5 separate regions of the Homo sapiens genome follow, and regions 1, 3, 4 and 5 are each linked to region 2. A link is a contact called in ENCODE Hi-C or POLR2A ChIA-PET data. All regions are on one chromosome and are shown on one strand. Each heading gives the region's core, a stretch centred on a gene start or an enhancer-like site at or near the end of the contact. The rest is flanking DNA. Distances are from core to core; before and after follow the strand shown.

What was found. Hi-C counts contacts between places; a loop is a spot of excess contacts on that map. ChIA-PET counts read pairs that join two places held with the same protein, here RNA polymerase II (POLR2A). Pooled maps may share reads with other maps.
Region 1: a map with no recorded cell type shows a loop between it and region 2 (12-fold over the local background). The contact joins two enhancer-like sites. A Hi-C loop is called at or near these places in 3 of 37 single-sample maps with no recorded cell type and 5 of 50 pooled maps.
Region 3: a loop to region 2 is called in a map with no recorded cell type, with 13 times the contacts of the local background. The contact joins two enhancer-like sites. A Hi-C loop is called at or near these places in 16 of 37 single-sample maps with no recorded cell type and 7 of 50 pooled maps.
Region 4: a map of gastrocnemius medialis shows a loop between it and region 2 (5-fold over the local background). The contact joins two enhancer-like sites. A Hi-C loop is called at or near these places in 20 of 168 maps with a recorded cell type or tissue (A673, B cell, CD4-positive, alpha-beta memory T cell and 16 more), 37 of 37 single-sample maps with no recorded cell type and 24 of 50 pooled maps. POLR2A ChIA-PET finds 5 or more read pairs at or near these places in 1 of 52 experiments (OCI-LY7).
Region 5: a pooled map shows a loop between it and region 2 (10-fold over the local background). The contact joins two enhancer-like sites. A Hi-C loop is called at or near these places in 3 of 37 single-sample maps with no recorded cell type and 3 of 50 pooled maps.

Annotation. Positions count from the first base shown.
Region 1 is chr12:89,345,093-89,347,792 of GRCh38, forward strand. DUSP6 (dual specificity phosphatase 6) reads right to left here. Exons shown (of 3, transcript NM_001946.4): 3 at 2,143-2,700. Among named protein-coding and RNA genes, the nearest start is that of DUSP6, 6.1 kb to the right of the region's middle. RefSeq lists an enhancer at 1,081-1,260. Within about 2 kb of position 1,404, at least 29 of the 41 ENCODE cell types and tissues checked have a DNase peak (open chromatin) inside an H3K27ac peak, as active enhancers do.
Region 2 is chr12:90,249,454-90,252,153 of GRCh38, forward strand. No RefSeq gene overlaps it. Among named protein-coding and RNA genes, the nearest start is that of LINC02392, 43 kb to the right of the region's middle. Within about 2 kb of position 1,443, at least 5 of the 41 ENCODE cell types and tissues checked have a DNase peak (open chromatin) inside an H3K27ac peak, as active enhancers do; they include gastrocnemius medialis, where a contact is called at or near this core.
Region 3 is chr12:89,468,266-89,470,969 of GRCh38, forward strand. POC1B-DUSP6 (POC1B-DUSP6 readthrough) reads right to left here. Exons shown (of 11, transcript NR_189589.1): 7 at 2,096-2,229. It overlaps POC1B (POC1 centriolar protein B), which reads right to left. Exons shown (of 12, transcript NM_172240.3): 7 at 2,096-2,229. Among named protein-coding and RNA genes, the nearest start is that of GALNT4, 55 kb to the right of the region's middle. RefSeq lists a silencer at 2,639-2,704. Within about 2 kb of position 1,251, at least 7 of the 41 ENCODE cell types and tissues checked have a DNase peak (open chromatin) inside an H3K27ac peak, as active enhancers do.
Region 4 is chr12:89,543,634-89,546,333 of GRCh38, forward strand. No RefSeq gene overlaps it. Among named protein-coding and RNA genes, the nearest start is that of POC1B-GALNT4, 19 kb to the left of the region's middle. RefSeq lists a silencer at 1,482-1,551. Within about 2 kb of position 1,330, at least 7 of the 41 ENCODE cell types and tissues checked have a DNase peak (open chromatin) inside an H3K27ac peak, as active enhancers do; they include gastrocnemius medialis, where a contact is called at or near this core.
Region 5 is chr12:89,662,353-89,665,052 of GRCh38, forward strand. The region is part of intron 1 of ATP2B1 (ATPase plasma membrane Ca2+ transporting 1); the gene reads right to left. Among named protein-coding and RNA genes, the nearest start is that of ATP2B1, 45 kb to the right of the region's middle. Within about 2 kb of position 1,324, at least 3 of the 41 ENCODE cell types and tissues checked have a DNase peak (open chromatin) inside an H3K27ac peak, as active enhancers do.

The DNA.
Region 1 (2,700 bases), core at 154-2,653, 900 kb before region 2:
AAAGGGGAGCAAATACTGATGACAAGCAGTTTCCAACAGGAAGAGCCAAAGGCTCAAGGTTCAGTTCTGCAGTAACAAGCACTGGATATGCAAACCTTCTCTAACATTATGTGTCAGGTGTCCCATAAAGGTGGCTTTAGGCTTTATTGGCCTTTCTCTGCCTCAGTTTCCTCTTTGCAAAATAAAGATAATAATAGGACCTATCTCACAGAGCTGTTTTGAAGATTAAATGAGATACAAAGTATAGTATCTGGTACTCATGATAAATGTTAGTTATTTGTTTCACCTGCTCCGCACCTCATTTTATCATGTAATAAGTGTCACCAATCCATGAACAGAAGCTGGAATTATGAGAGAATCCTAGAATGGGAGGTAAAAACTCCCTCATTTTTACAGACAAGAAAAAAGAAATGCGGTAAGATTGGGTGCCCTGCCCAGGGCTACCTGATTCATTAGCAAGAAAGCAGCAGCTACAGTTCAGGTCTCCTAATTGTCAAGGTTGGTGCAAGTCTCAGTTTTCATTCCTTTGAAGACTGTGTTGGTATTTTTATCCCCAGATAACCCTTTTTCATTCCTATTTTAACGCTAAGACCAGTTCATACTATTAACCACTGCAATCTCTGTCTCCTGCAGCTCCCAGGAAACCTGCTGATAACCTCCCCTTCCCAAAAGCCATACCCCACCCTACCCCCCTGCCCCTGCAAAAGGCCAGGAAAGGTAGCGCTTTCTCAGAGACCTGAGGAAGCTACTAATGGGGACAGCAGGTGAGGAAGGAGGCGGTGGAACTGCAGCTGCTGGCAAAGGTTGCCCTAGTAACCGTGCGGGCTCCATTCAGGAAGCCAGCCCAACTCCAAGATGCAAAATGATCGCCTTCACGCGGCTACTGCAAGCACAAAGGAACCAGAGGAGCCCTGATATAGCTGGAAGAAAGGGAGGCACAGAGAGAGGTGGGGGCCCATGCTGTCAGTTACAACCTTCCACCTTCCACAGAAGAAAAAGAAGGAAAGAGAATAGCTCTTTGAATCTTCTGGCCTATGTGAACCGTAAAAACCACCCATTTAACATGAGTCCTTTGGTGAGAATAGAGGGAAACAGGCACCCCTCTGTTCACCAGCCTTCTGAAACAATATGTCAGGAGAAGGGGGAGAAACCTCAAACATTGCAACTTTATGGAGGCTCTAAGCTCTTCATACTCTCTCTCTCCTTTATTCAGACTGGTGACAAAGACCATTTGCTCCCAATTTATTGGAAACTTTTTTTTTTTTCACAGCTTGAGCTGCTTAGATGCAGCGAGCTCCCTCTCCCCAAATTGCAGTCAGACACTTGCTGAATGGGCCAGGCTCAATTATGCTCCCTCCACAGGTTCAGCTCACACTGTGACCCTGCATGGCTTCCTGCTATTCATATGTGTTACTTCCCCTTTGTGGTAATGGCTTGTGGCACTTAGCCAGAAAACATTATTAATTTCAGAAGTGGACTGACAAACAACAAACCCACAGTAAAACGAGAGGAAGTGCTGGGGAGGCCAGCTGTCGGCTTGAGCCAAGCAGTAGGAACTCAATGTATGCAGGTTCTAGGAGGAAAGAGATAATAATCCACAAAGAGGAAATGCACTAAAATTATCCACAGCCCATATTTTTTTAAAAAACGAAAGAAAGAAAAAGAAAGAGAAAAGAAATCAGAGAAAAGAAAGGGGGGAAAAGCACCCAGCTACTTGAGCTGCAGCTGGACAGGAAATTGCTAACGCTGCTTGCAAATCCTTACTTTGAACAGGCAGTTTAGGGAATGCCAGGAGCGGAAACCGTTCAGAACTGGATTAACACGAGCCAAGTTGAACTGCAATCCACTTCTCCTTTCTGTGCTCTTGCTGACTTGGGACACCCAAATAGGACAGACTGACTTGGTATATATATATATTTGCACTATTTCTGTTTGCTTTTTATACTTAGTTGCTTAAAAATCACCATGGACAGTTTTATATGATTGCCATCGAATGAAGGCCACTTGCCTCCTAAGTTAGTGTAGACGACCAAGCAGTCAACTCATGTGCCATGTAGGTGAAAAGCTCATTCTTCTCCCCACTTCACATGAAGGGACTGAGCTCATGCAAAAAGAGCCCCAAATATAAGTACGTTCTAGTTCTTTTGATTCCATACACCTGCCTTTTATTTTGGTTTGTGTATTTTTACATTTGAGGTAAGGAGAGGGTAGGTCCCAAGAAAAATGGCAAGATATAAAGTCTTTAGCTTGAAAAGAAACTAAAATAATCCCCACAAGTTTCAATAAGGGTTTCTGACCCACATCCCAAGCCAGTTAAACAAAAAAGCACATTACAACAGGGATGACAAAGTTGCCTCCTAAGTGCCAATGTAAAATTCTAAAGCCATATCCTGACACGGTGAGGAAGCTTAGATATGCCTTGCCATGCGCATGCTAGGGGAAAAAGTGGAGACATCATTCTGGATTCAGCATTCTCACACTAGGATATCTGCAGGTAGAATTGCCCATGACAACAGACTGGAAAAAGAATTATCCCTACTTCCTCTTTGGCATTATCTCAGCATTATAAAGCAGAAGATCCTGACAGTGAAGGATAGGGAGGAGGTTAACATGTGGCTGTCATCTTGGTATTCTGCTACACCTCTCTGTGGTTAATATCCAAATTGTATTCCTCAGCAAGCTATGCTCTATAGGTTCATT
Region 2 (2,700 bases), core at 193-2,692:
CAAAAACTTATAGGAAGATGAGGGAAGTTGATGTTAACAGCTGAAGTTGGTTGTCTTCCCCCTCTTTGACAAATTCAAAATGACAGGAAGATGTAAATTCTTGCCCTACCCCTCCGTATTGTGAATTTCATTTCTTCTGTGAGGGTAAAACTTATTTGCCTTTCTTCTCGGGTTTTTTTGGGAATATCCTTTTTACTCACTTGTCAGAGAAAGTGCATTTTTTTAAAATCCAAAAAATAAGTATAGCTTTTTTGGTTTAAAATATTTCTTTTTAGAAAACTTCCCTGGAAGCATAGTATACTGATATCAAAAAAGCAAATATCTTGTTGTATCTTGTCAATTTCATAGGAAATAATAAAACTCCCCCAATTCTCAGAAGCATGTGACTTTGTGTCCAATATGCAAAATTTTATTTTGGAAGGAAATTGTGTATCCAGGTTATTTTTATTTTCTATGTTGTGCTATAATTAATTTTCAAGTTGCACTGTTAAGAACTTGTTTTTTTTCTCTGTTTATGTTACTTTTATTTATTTATTTGGTATGATGTGTTTAAGCTGCACTTATCTTCGTTCTGATGAACTGGTTAGAGCTTTTAAGAGCTCTTTACAAAGGTGTATTAAAACTAGCTCGAGAGCAAGGATTGCCTTAGTTAAAAAAGGTTTTTTAAAAATGTGTCTCCCCCGAGGAACCTACTCAAATTACTTTAAGAAATAAAAACGTTCGGGGCATGCCTGGCAACTATCTGATGGGAAACAGTTCATCTATGGGAGTGCCTGTTGGGAAGATTAGTCCTAGGGCAGATTGCTCAACCTTTCCTGTGCTGAATAGCTCCTTTGCTTTTTACCTGAAGGATCCAAATTAAAATTGGGGAGGGTTGATTGAGGTGAATACTGGTGGTTTAGAGGCGGCACACACACAAACACACAATGGCATGTTTGAAGCCTCCCGAGAAACAGCATTTTATCCCTGTTCCCCCTACTGTAGATGACATAACAAAAGCAATAATAACAGCATTAACAAAAACGACGATTTATTGAGTGTTTCCTCTCTGCCAGGTACTGAAAACCACTTTCTAAAGTAGTGACTGCTGTATACACTTTCCGCAACTAAAAACTTGAAGTTCAGACTGGGCATGCAATTTAACTAGAAGTAAACCACTAGTAAACAGAAGAGCTGGAGTTTTAATTCTGGTCTATTTGATTCCTAATCCCATAGACATAAATAAGGCCTCTCTTCCTTCCTCTCTCTCTTCCCCTCTTCATCCCTCTTTGTGTTGGCTCCATAGCCAACACCCTGCCCCAATGTTATTTTTTTTTTTCTTTTCGGAAGTCTGTAGGGGCATAGGGCAGGGTCATATTGCTGCTAATGGGTTTAAGTAAGCCATCTAAATACAGAATGTGCTAAGGACAGGCCTGGCTACCCAGTTATAGCCTCCTTTTAGCTTTGGCTAGAAAGAAATCCCCAGAGCAAGTGTTGAACGTGGTCACCCACGCTACTTCCTTTCTTGGCTGAAGGTCAGAGAGAGTGAATTCTGGACCCAGCACAAAGTCTTATTCAGGAAATCATAACTGCCACAACCCAAGCACTCAGAATCTCAGCTTTGAAACTGAGTTTGTGGTCATTGCCCAATTTTATTGGCTTTGATAGTGTGTGGTTCTGGCTTCCAAATAAACATACTCATTTTTTTTTTTGCTGTAATTTTTGACATGCTGCCTTTTGAAACAATAATAGTAACTCTATAAATAAGTAGCTTTTAAATGGAAATATTTCCCAATTTAATCCCCTCTACTAAATATTTAATGAATATGTAATAAATAAACATATCATTCATGGAATAAAATTCTACCATTATCTCTACATGATAATTTTTTTAAAGAGTGAGATTCTCTTCTGGAAAAATCTTTAACAGTAGTTTATTTAGAAACAATATGATTCTGTTAATTTTACTTTCCTTCCTGCAGTCTATTTTGTGGTTGCTTTTATTTCTGCAGTTTTAAAAAGAGATATAAAATTAATTTCTTAAAGAAATTTTGACTCTTGATTCTTCTTAAGCATCCAAAGTATAATCTATGCTATATTGAATGGTTGCAAAAATGAACATGACATAATGTAAATATATTTAATTAGAAAAATAACAAATTTTAAAAAGTAAAATTTAAAAATTGAAAGACCTAATGCTCAAGTTATTTGAAAACGATACATCTTGAGAATTACAACATTCAACTGTTCGCCTATTAACTTCAAGCACCATTAAATGCCTCTGTGCTTGTACATAATTGTGCTGTGAAGGACAAGAGGAATTAACACCCAAAACCAGCTCTACTTCTCTGTGAAACTTGGATGAAACACATGTTGTTTCTTCTCAGTTGGTCTCTTATTCCTAAAAATCATAATTTCCTTGCTTATTTACATGCATGTATTCCTTCTCCATTCCCTAATCCCTAAGAGTATGTCAAATCTCCGTTATTATTTTAGTCCTTAATACCATTACATTTTACAAATTATATGTTTACCTATAATTATGTACTTTTAGAGTCTGATTAATAATGATCTTCTCCACTGTGAGATCCACGTGGCAAGTAGTTTTATGCATTTTATTCATAATATATATCTATATCACTAAAGGCAAGATTGACATAGCATCTGCTCAACAAACTTGTTGAATAAATAAATAAGTCAGTGAAGGAGGGGAAGTTACTA
Region 3 (2,704 bases), core at 1-2,500, 780 kb before region 2:
TGTAATTATCTAGGTGAGAGGTAATGAAAACCTGAAATTGAGCAGTTACTGCGGAGTTGGACAAGACTGTGCTTGGCACAGTCACAAGATGGATAGCCTCTAGGTCAATTTTTCAGTCCAGATAAGAGTAAGTATTTCTTATCTCAAAAATATTAATATATACCATATGTTTTTAATATGTCCTTAATCTGTACAAGAAAAGTTTTAGGGAAAAACATCTTGTATTTTCCCAAGTAGACTATCCCACAGATTTAGTTTATAATATTAATAGCTTCATAAACACCTTTACTTCCAGACTAAAATTCCATCTTCATGTAGTGTTTTCCTACTGAAAGACTGTGTTTATCTTTTTTCCCTATTATTTTGTACTTTTTTCATGGATATTTCAATCCTTGGCCACTTTTATTTGTTATGTTTATTCAGCCTAAATCCATGGATATGCATATATTTAAGCTGGTTAGTATTTATTTCTGCTTTACCCTAACACCACTGCAGAATAAATGATAACGCAAAGCAGGAAGCCAGGCAGAACCTGTGAAAAAGAAACTCTTCTCTTCTAGACCACAAGGCTCATTCTATTTCTAGATATAAACAGCTTATACTTGTTAAAAGGAAGTACCTCAAAAAAAAAAAGAGGATGCATTCTAAAAAATTCAGAGAAGTTTGAATATTGTCTGGAAGAAAAGACTAGTTTATATACTCAAAAAAATTTATCTAGGCTGGGCACAGTGGCTTACACTTGTAATCCCAGCACTTTGGGAGGCCAAGGCAGGCAGATTACCTGAGGTCAGGAGTTCAAAACAAGCCTGGCCAACATGGTGAAACCTTGTCTCTTCTAAACAAACAAACAAACAAAAAATTAGCTGGGCGTGGTGGTGCGCCTGTACAGAAGGCTGAGGTAGGAGAATCACTTGAACCCAGGAGGCAGAGGTTACAGTGAGCCGAGATTGTGCCACTGCACTCCAGCCTGGGTGACAGACTAAGAATCCATCTCAAAAATAAAGAAATAATAAATTTAAAAAATTGATCTATATGCCAGGGAGGGATCTTTGAACAGGCTCAATAAAAGGCACCCCTCTTACCTACTTGGTTCTAAACCAATTGAGAAATAAGACAAAGGAATACAGCACATAAGAATCGAAATATCACCTTTCTTTCTAATAAATGCTTGTAAAAAGAGAATGTGGCTTTTATGTGTAACACAAATAGGCTTTCTAGAACGGATGCCCAGAATGAGTCACAGGCAACACTAGACAAGGGCAGGTCTCCCCACAAGGAATATCAGAGAAAAACAGTGAAGAATGGCTACTCCCAAAGGCAGGAGAGTAGAAGGTGTTAGGCTGTGCTTACCCAATTTCTCCTAAACCCACCAACAAATTAGCAGAAGGAGTGAGGGAGAGGTGTGAGAGGCTGGGTGTCAGGGCTAAGCGGGACAGCCTCCACATGAAGGAAGGATCTGAAGTATGGAATCTACTTACCCATCACCATTTACCCAGTCAATCTATACAACATACTGATAAAGACAGCAGGAGAAGATTCATTTAATGGCCATTGAAAGATACACATTGATTTTGATAAGAATTACAACAAATAATATTTCTTTTTTTCTTCCATTTTTTTTTTTTGACAGTCTTGCTCTGTTGCCGGGCTGGAGTGCAGTGGTGCAATCTCAGCTCACTGCAGCCTCCCCCTCCTGGGTTCAAGTGATGCCCCTGCCTTAGCCTCCCAACCAAGTAGCTTGGATTACAGGCATGTGCCACCACACCTGGCTAATTTTTTGTATTTTAGTAGAAATGGGGTTTCATCATGTTGGCCAAGATGGTCTCGATCTCCTGACCTCAGGTGATCTGCCCGCCTCAGCCTCCCAAAGTGTTGGGATTACAGGCGTGAGCCACCACGCCCAGCCACAAATAATATTTCTAAGAGTTGCTTCCAGAGGATAAAAACAGCCTTGGAAGTAAAAAAATTTTATGATAGCAGCAATGTGTGCTATGTCTGGAAAAACAATAAAGGGACATAAAAATGGATCAGAAATTTAAAATATATATTATTTTATATTTTTATATATAAAAAGCAAGAATCTGAGTGTTAATACCGTATGTCCTTGAAGTGTATAGATGAGCCTTCCTTCTAAGAGGTCCAGAATCTTAAGGGTACCATCTGAAGAAGCTGTGATGAGATAGTTACCCGAAGGATGGAATGATATGCAATTAACTCCACCGCTGTGAACTGATTTGTAGAAAATAAAAGCAAAAAGTTCAGAGAACAATTCTTACTTTTGAAGATACCCCAGTGCCTTATTAGCAATAGGTTGTAAACAAGAGCACTGTTTCCACAACAACAAAACTCTATATGGCTCACTAAAACGAGTATTTTGGCATCACATAGCTCTAAGCTTCCAGTTAGAGAGCCAGAATAACTTTAAAAATGAGACTGTGTCACGGAAAGGTAATCTTATTGACCACATTACTATAAATTCTTTGGATATATTGCCAATAAAACTGACAGTTAATCATCACCAGCTCAGATAGGGTATATAACCTAGTCTCAAATTAAAGGTAATAACTAATTAGTGGCTTGGGATTAAAGGGAGAAAAGTGTGGAGACAGTTTGAAACGGGCACAGTCCTGCCATCATGCTTGAGACTTTGTCTCCAGACAGTATCCTTCCAACAGGAGGCAGTATAACACAATGATCAAAAGTT
Region 4 (2,700 bases), core at 80-2,579, 710 kb before region 2:
TTTAATAACCAGGCACTCACTACCTGACAAGCTCTGAGCCAGGTGCAGGGTATCCGAGGGAACTAGGAGAGAGGCACTAAGTGCTGTACTAAGAACCTGAATGAGTGCATTTGAGTCCTGGGTCTGCTACATGTGTGACCTAGGAAAAGTCACTTAAATCATTTAACTGTCTCCTCATCTTTAACATATAGATGGTTAAAAAGTACACAGCACTTGGAATAATAAACGGGCAGATTGTTAATGTTGAAGGTGTGAGCTGCTGTTCTTACAACACAATGTCAGCCCTTGAAGCTCTTACAGTAGATGGAAAGATGGAGATGAGTAGGATCTAATTATTGGCCAAGTGCAAAGGAGCTAAAAAGGCCACCCACGCTGCTACTTACTTCAGCAATACCCAAGGAAACAAGGGCAAAAAAAGAGCTCTAGAGGCTCTTCTTGGTCTAGCCCTGCTTTTGAGTTTGGGGCCAAAGCTCTAATTCACTCTAATTCAGGGGTGTTAGCAAGGTTCTTGTCTGGCATTCTAGCTCTGAACAGTTGATACCAGCTTCCTGAACCATGTGTTAAGAGAGATCTCAGACTGCATGTAGAGAACGTATGCCTTGAGAGATAAGTGATGTCTGCCATTGATTGAGGGTGGAGAGGAGGAGCCAAGTGGTTCTAGAACAGTGTCCTTTTGCCTAGAATGTCCCTACAGCAGGAGCAGCTGGGCAAGACTCAGAAGTCCTGATTATAATCACAGATTAAGGTGACCAACTATCCCAGTTTGCCTAGGACTGTTCCAGTTTTAGAACTGAAATTCCTGCAACCCAGAAAACCTCTCAATCTTGGGCACATCCCAATCAGCTTTGCAGGCTTTCTCTATCTGACAATACCAAAAAAAAACAACAACTATGAGCTCTGACTAGAAGAGATTACTCTTTTTGTCTTGGCCAATTTCAGCCTGTGAAAATGCATCTTATTCTGGCCTGTATGTGCCAGCCATATGCCCTCAAATGTTCCCCCACTTCACAATAGCTGACCTCCATACCTCTCTCCTTTCTCAGCTATTTTTCCTGCTGTATCCACTGACGCCTTAGTAGGAAACAGATGGCACCATCAAAGGGTTTAGCTGAAGAGAATTTCATACAGGGATTATTTACAGAGGCGTGGGCAGGGTTAATGGAACCAACAAGAGCTGGGGAGACAGTCAGGGATTAGCTCTTACCACAGGAGGTCTGCAGGGACAAAGGGAGGGGATGCTGTTACCAGCCTGGTAAGAGCTGAAACTGTGCAGGAGAGGTCACTGGGCCTGGGAGCTGGAGCCTCTGTCTCATCTGCGGTGTGGCAGAGAGGAAAGAGGAGGAGGGCATAAAAATCCCTGGCCCGGCTCTCCTCCTGCCCTCTGGCCTCTTGCCAGTAGTTTCTTGCCAGAGTGCAAGGAAAAGCAAATGAAACAACAGGTCTAGTAGAGGGCAGCCTCCCAGGCCGCAGAGCGTGACAGGAAAAGGCAGAGAACAGATCTAAGAATAACCATCCCAGGCCACCCTATTGTCACTCAGCTTCCATTCTAACACTTTACTTAGCCAAAGAAACTCAGGTCCTCAACACAGGGAAAACATAGTCTCATCAGCTACTGTATCACTGAGTGATGATGTATTTCAGTCATATTACTTCCTGGACCCTAAACTGTAACTTTAGTCACCACCAGGATGCAAGGCAGCAAAGAAAGGTAAAAAAATAAATAACTATCATACTACAGCTCCACATCTAAGCATTTCTAATCTAATAATCCTGACTTCCTCCTCCCAGCACTCGTTCCATAATTCTTTACCCTCACCTAGCATCTTGACAGTTAAGGTGTCTTACTTGATGGGGTGAGCCAAACCTTCCTTGCCACAGGATCCGGGTGGTTCCATCTTTGTTGAGTTGCTGCCGTTTCTCATTGGCCATTACTACTGGACATGGGAGTGCAATGAATCCCATGGGCTCTAGATACAGTGTTGTTTCCATGTGATAGCAAAAATCCCAATTTCTCCTTGATAATCAAAATTAATCATACCAGTCCATACAAACAGCCAATGCTCTGCCTTTGATCAGTGTTGTGAACAACCTGAAATGTTGAAGGGGCATTCTCAGTGTTTCCTAGTAGAAATATATCTCCCCCTTGGGCACAAGAACCTCACGCCCATTAGATGCAATGTTTTAGGGACAAGAAGACAGTATTATTGAAGTGGGTTATTACTCATCCTGAGTTCCCAGAGCCATGTATTCAACACCATGTATCAACCACTGATCTGACCACTTATAGGACAGCACCCCAACTTCACAAGATGTTGTCTCCCAGCAGGCTCCATAAATGAGCCTTCGATAGGACATTTCATCATTCCATCAATCTAGCTGCTTCCAGGTAAGAACAATGAATTCTACGATGTGAGCGTAATACCACAGCTGTTTCACTGTAAATGAGTTCCTTGATCAGTGACAATGCTGTGTGTGACACCATGGGGATGAATAAGGCAGCCTATCAACCACATATGGTAGTGCTGGCGGAAGCAACATGCACAGGAAAGGGAAGTTACTCTCCAGTATATGTAATTATTCCCATGAAGACAAATTCCTGCCCCTTCCATAATGTAGTGGTCTGATATTATCAACCTGGGTGGCTGATACTTCCAAGAAATAGTGCCAAATAAGGGTTCAGTGTTGCCTTCCGTTTTAGAA
Region 5 (2,700 bases), core at 74-2,573, 590 kb before region 2:
AAAAGAGCAGATGGTCTATTATTATACATATCAAACAGATACTACAAGATTAAGAATGGTAAAGAGTTTATTCTACAAAGTTTTGGTACATTCAAATTATTTCATTAAAATGCTTTAAAGAAATCAAGGAATGACTCAAATTTAAATTTACTCAAGTCACATTTTTCACTTCTTAAGGGGCTTAAAGAAAACATACACACTCACATAAAAGATCATTAAACCTATACTGCTTGTTTAGAAAAGTAATTTATATTAGATGAGTAAAGAATAACATATAAACAAGAGTAAATTCACCAAAGGATTTTAGTTTTATAGAGCTGATAAAGCAGAAAATAAGCATTATCTAAAATGCCTGATTTATTAGTCTCAAAGGATTCCTAAATACCATCCCTGTGTCTGTGTTGACTAAAATTAGTCCTACTCCCCTAAGTAACTTACTTATCTAGTAGACTCTTCCAGAGGCAGAGACTAAGTACAGTACTTTAAAGGGCAAGTTACAGCTGCTGTCAGTTATAAACTTGGCATGAACACTTTAGCAAATCTCTCAGGGTGGGAAACAACTAGATTAGAATAAGGAAGGCATTAATTTGTTCTTCTATTATAGCCTTTATCACACAGCTGCAATGATTTGTTTACCTCTCTGTCCTTCCCAGTGAACTGTAACTCATGGGAGAATCTGTGCCATTCATTTTTAACCCCAGCACTGTCTGGAACATAGTAGGTACTCTTGAACCATAAGCTAAAATAAATTTGAAAAACAGATTTTACAATGGAAGCAACCACAATTTAAATAGCAGAGCTAAACAAAACTTCCTAACACTGTTTAAAAGAATATGTTAGGTGTTAGATGAGTTAAGAGAAAGTCACAGCTTTCAAGGAGTTTTCAAACCATCTTGGTATGCCAGATATATTATAGCTTTCCTTTAAATCCTTTTAGACAACAGAATAAGTTAAAGGATATTTCAGATTTTAAAAGGAATTACACGCCTGCTACATGGCAAAGTTTTTTAACCAGGGTCTTAGATTCTTGAGGGTATGCAAAGAAATAATACTGAATTATAATATTTCATACAGCCTGAAAGAAACAATACATTTATTTGAAAAATAATTTGTTAGGGTTACCCATGCTAAATAAAAATCTGCCAAATCAACATGGTAATAAAGTTGGCAAGGTCTAAATAATAATGAATACAATCTTACCCAGTAAATACCATTTGGTAAAAAAAACACTTAACTCCACATCTAACTAACATCTGCTCCAAAATTTGCTGTTTCTACACTATCTCCCACTCATAAATCAACCCATGACAATCTAGCTTCCTCTTTTATGCTGCGTTGAAACTACTCTTCCAGGTGACCATTGATCCTGTTCTTAAATCTAATGGACACATTTAGCCCTAATCTAACCTACTAGCAACCTTTGCTACTGTTAACCACTCCCTATTGAAATGTTCTTCTGCCTTCATTTCTCTGATGTCTGACTCTTATTCTCACTACACTGTCATCTCTAGCTGCTTGTTTTCACTTTCCACTGTCCTTTTTTTCGAAGAAGTCAAAGCAGTCAGTAGGGAGGGGCTGGATGGCACAGCAGCCTTTATAATTGCTTTCATCTGTTTTTAGTCAGAGTAAACGAGATTCGTTTATTGATAATAATAAAAATTTATTTGCATGTGCATTTACAGGGCCTATTTATTTTGTTTCTCTCATATTTCAGAATTCCACAATTCAATTAAAATGATGAAACCACAATGTAACAGTCTGGCTCAGTGAAAGTGTAAAAAAGAAAAAACCACCCAGGTTTTCTTATCCTAAAGGCCCAAGCACAGCTCCTGTTTCCCACACCCTTTAGTCTATAAAGAAATATGCCAGCCCAAAGCAGAATAGGTGACTCACCTCCCTCCCTGGGGCTGTTAGATAACTATTTTGGCTTTTGATAGCTGTCATTTTCAGTACAGATTATTCATTCATGCCAACAAAGTACTTAATTAAGCAGAGTATATGATAAAATTTTAATGTGAATGATCTCAAACACAGGTATCTTGAACTATAGAAATTTTTGGTCTACGGTCAAGTCAGTTGGTATCATCTTATCCCAAACATTTATGATAGCTGTCTCTTGGGAGGTTGGTCTAATTTTGCAAGGTTATACTTACAAAACCAAAAACAATCCCTCTGAATTTACCAAAACCAGAACAAACTTAAAAGTTAACACACTACAGATTAGTGGTTCTTAAACTTCAGCATGCATCAGAATCACCTCAATCACCTGTGAAAACACAGATTCCTGAGCCTCACTCAGTTGATCGAACACTTCATGAGACTGTCTAACAACTTCTCAGATAACAGTGATGCCAATGCTACTGGTCTGGAGAGCCACTACTGACAGAAAGTGTAGCCTCAACCTTGACTAGGGAACAAACTGCTGGATTGTCACCTTGATCCAAAAGTTTCCTCAAACAAATATAAGCAAATTACTTATGGTTCTTTATTATGCTATTCTTTTTTTTTTTTTTTGAGACAGTGTCTCGCTCTGTTGCCAGGCTGGAGTGCAGTGCACTCAGCTCACTGCAACCTCCGCCTCCTGGGTTCAAGCGATTCTCATGCCTCAGCTGGGATTACAGGCATGCACCACCATATCCAGCTAATTTTTGTATTTTTAGTAGAGATGGGGTTTCACCATGTTGGTCAGGATAGTCTCGA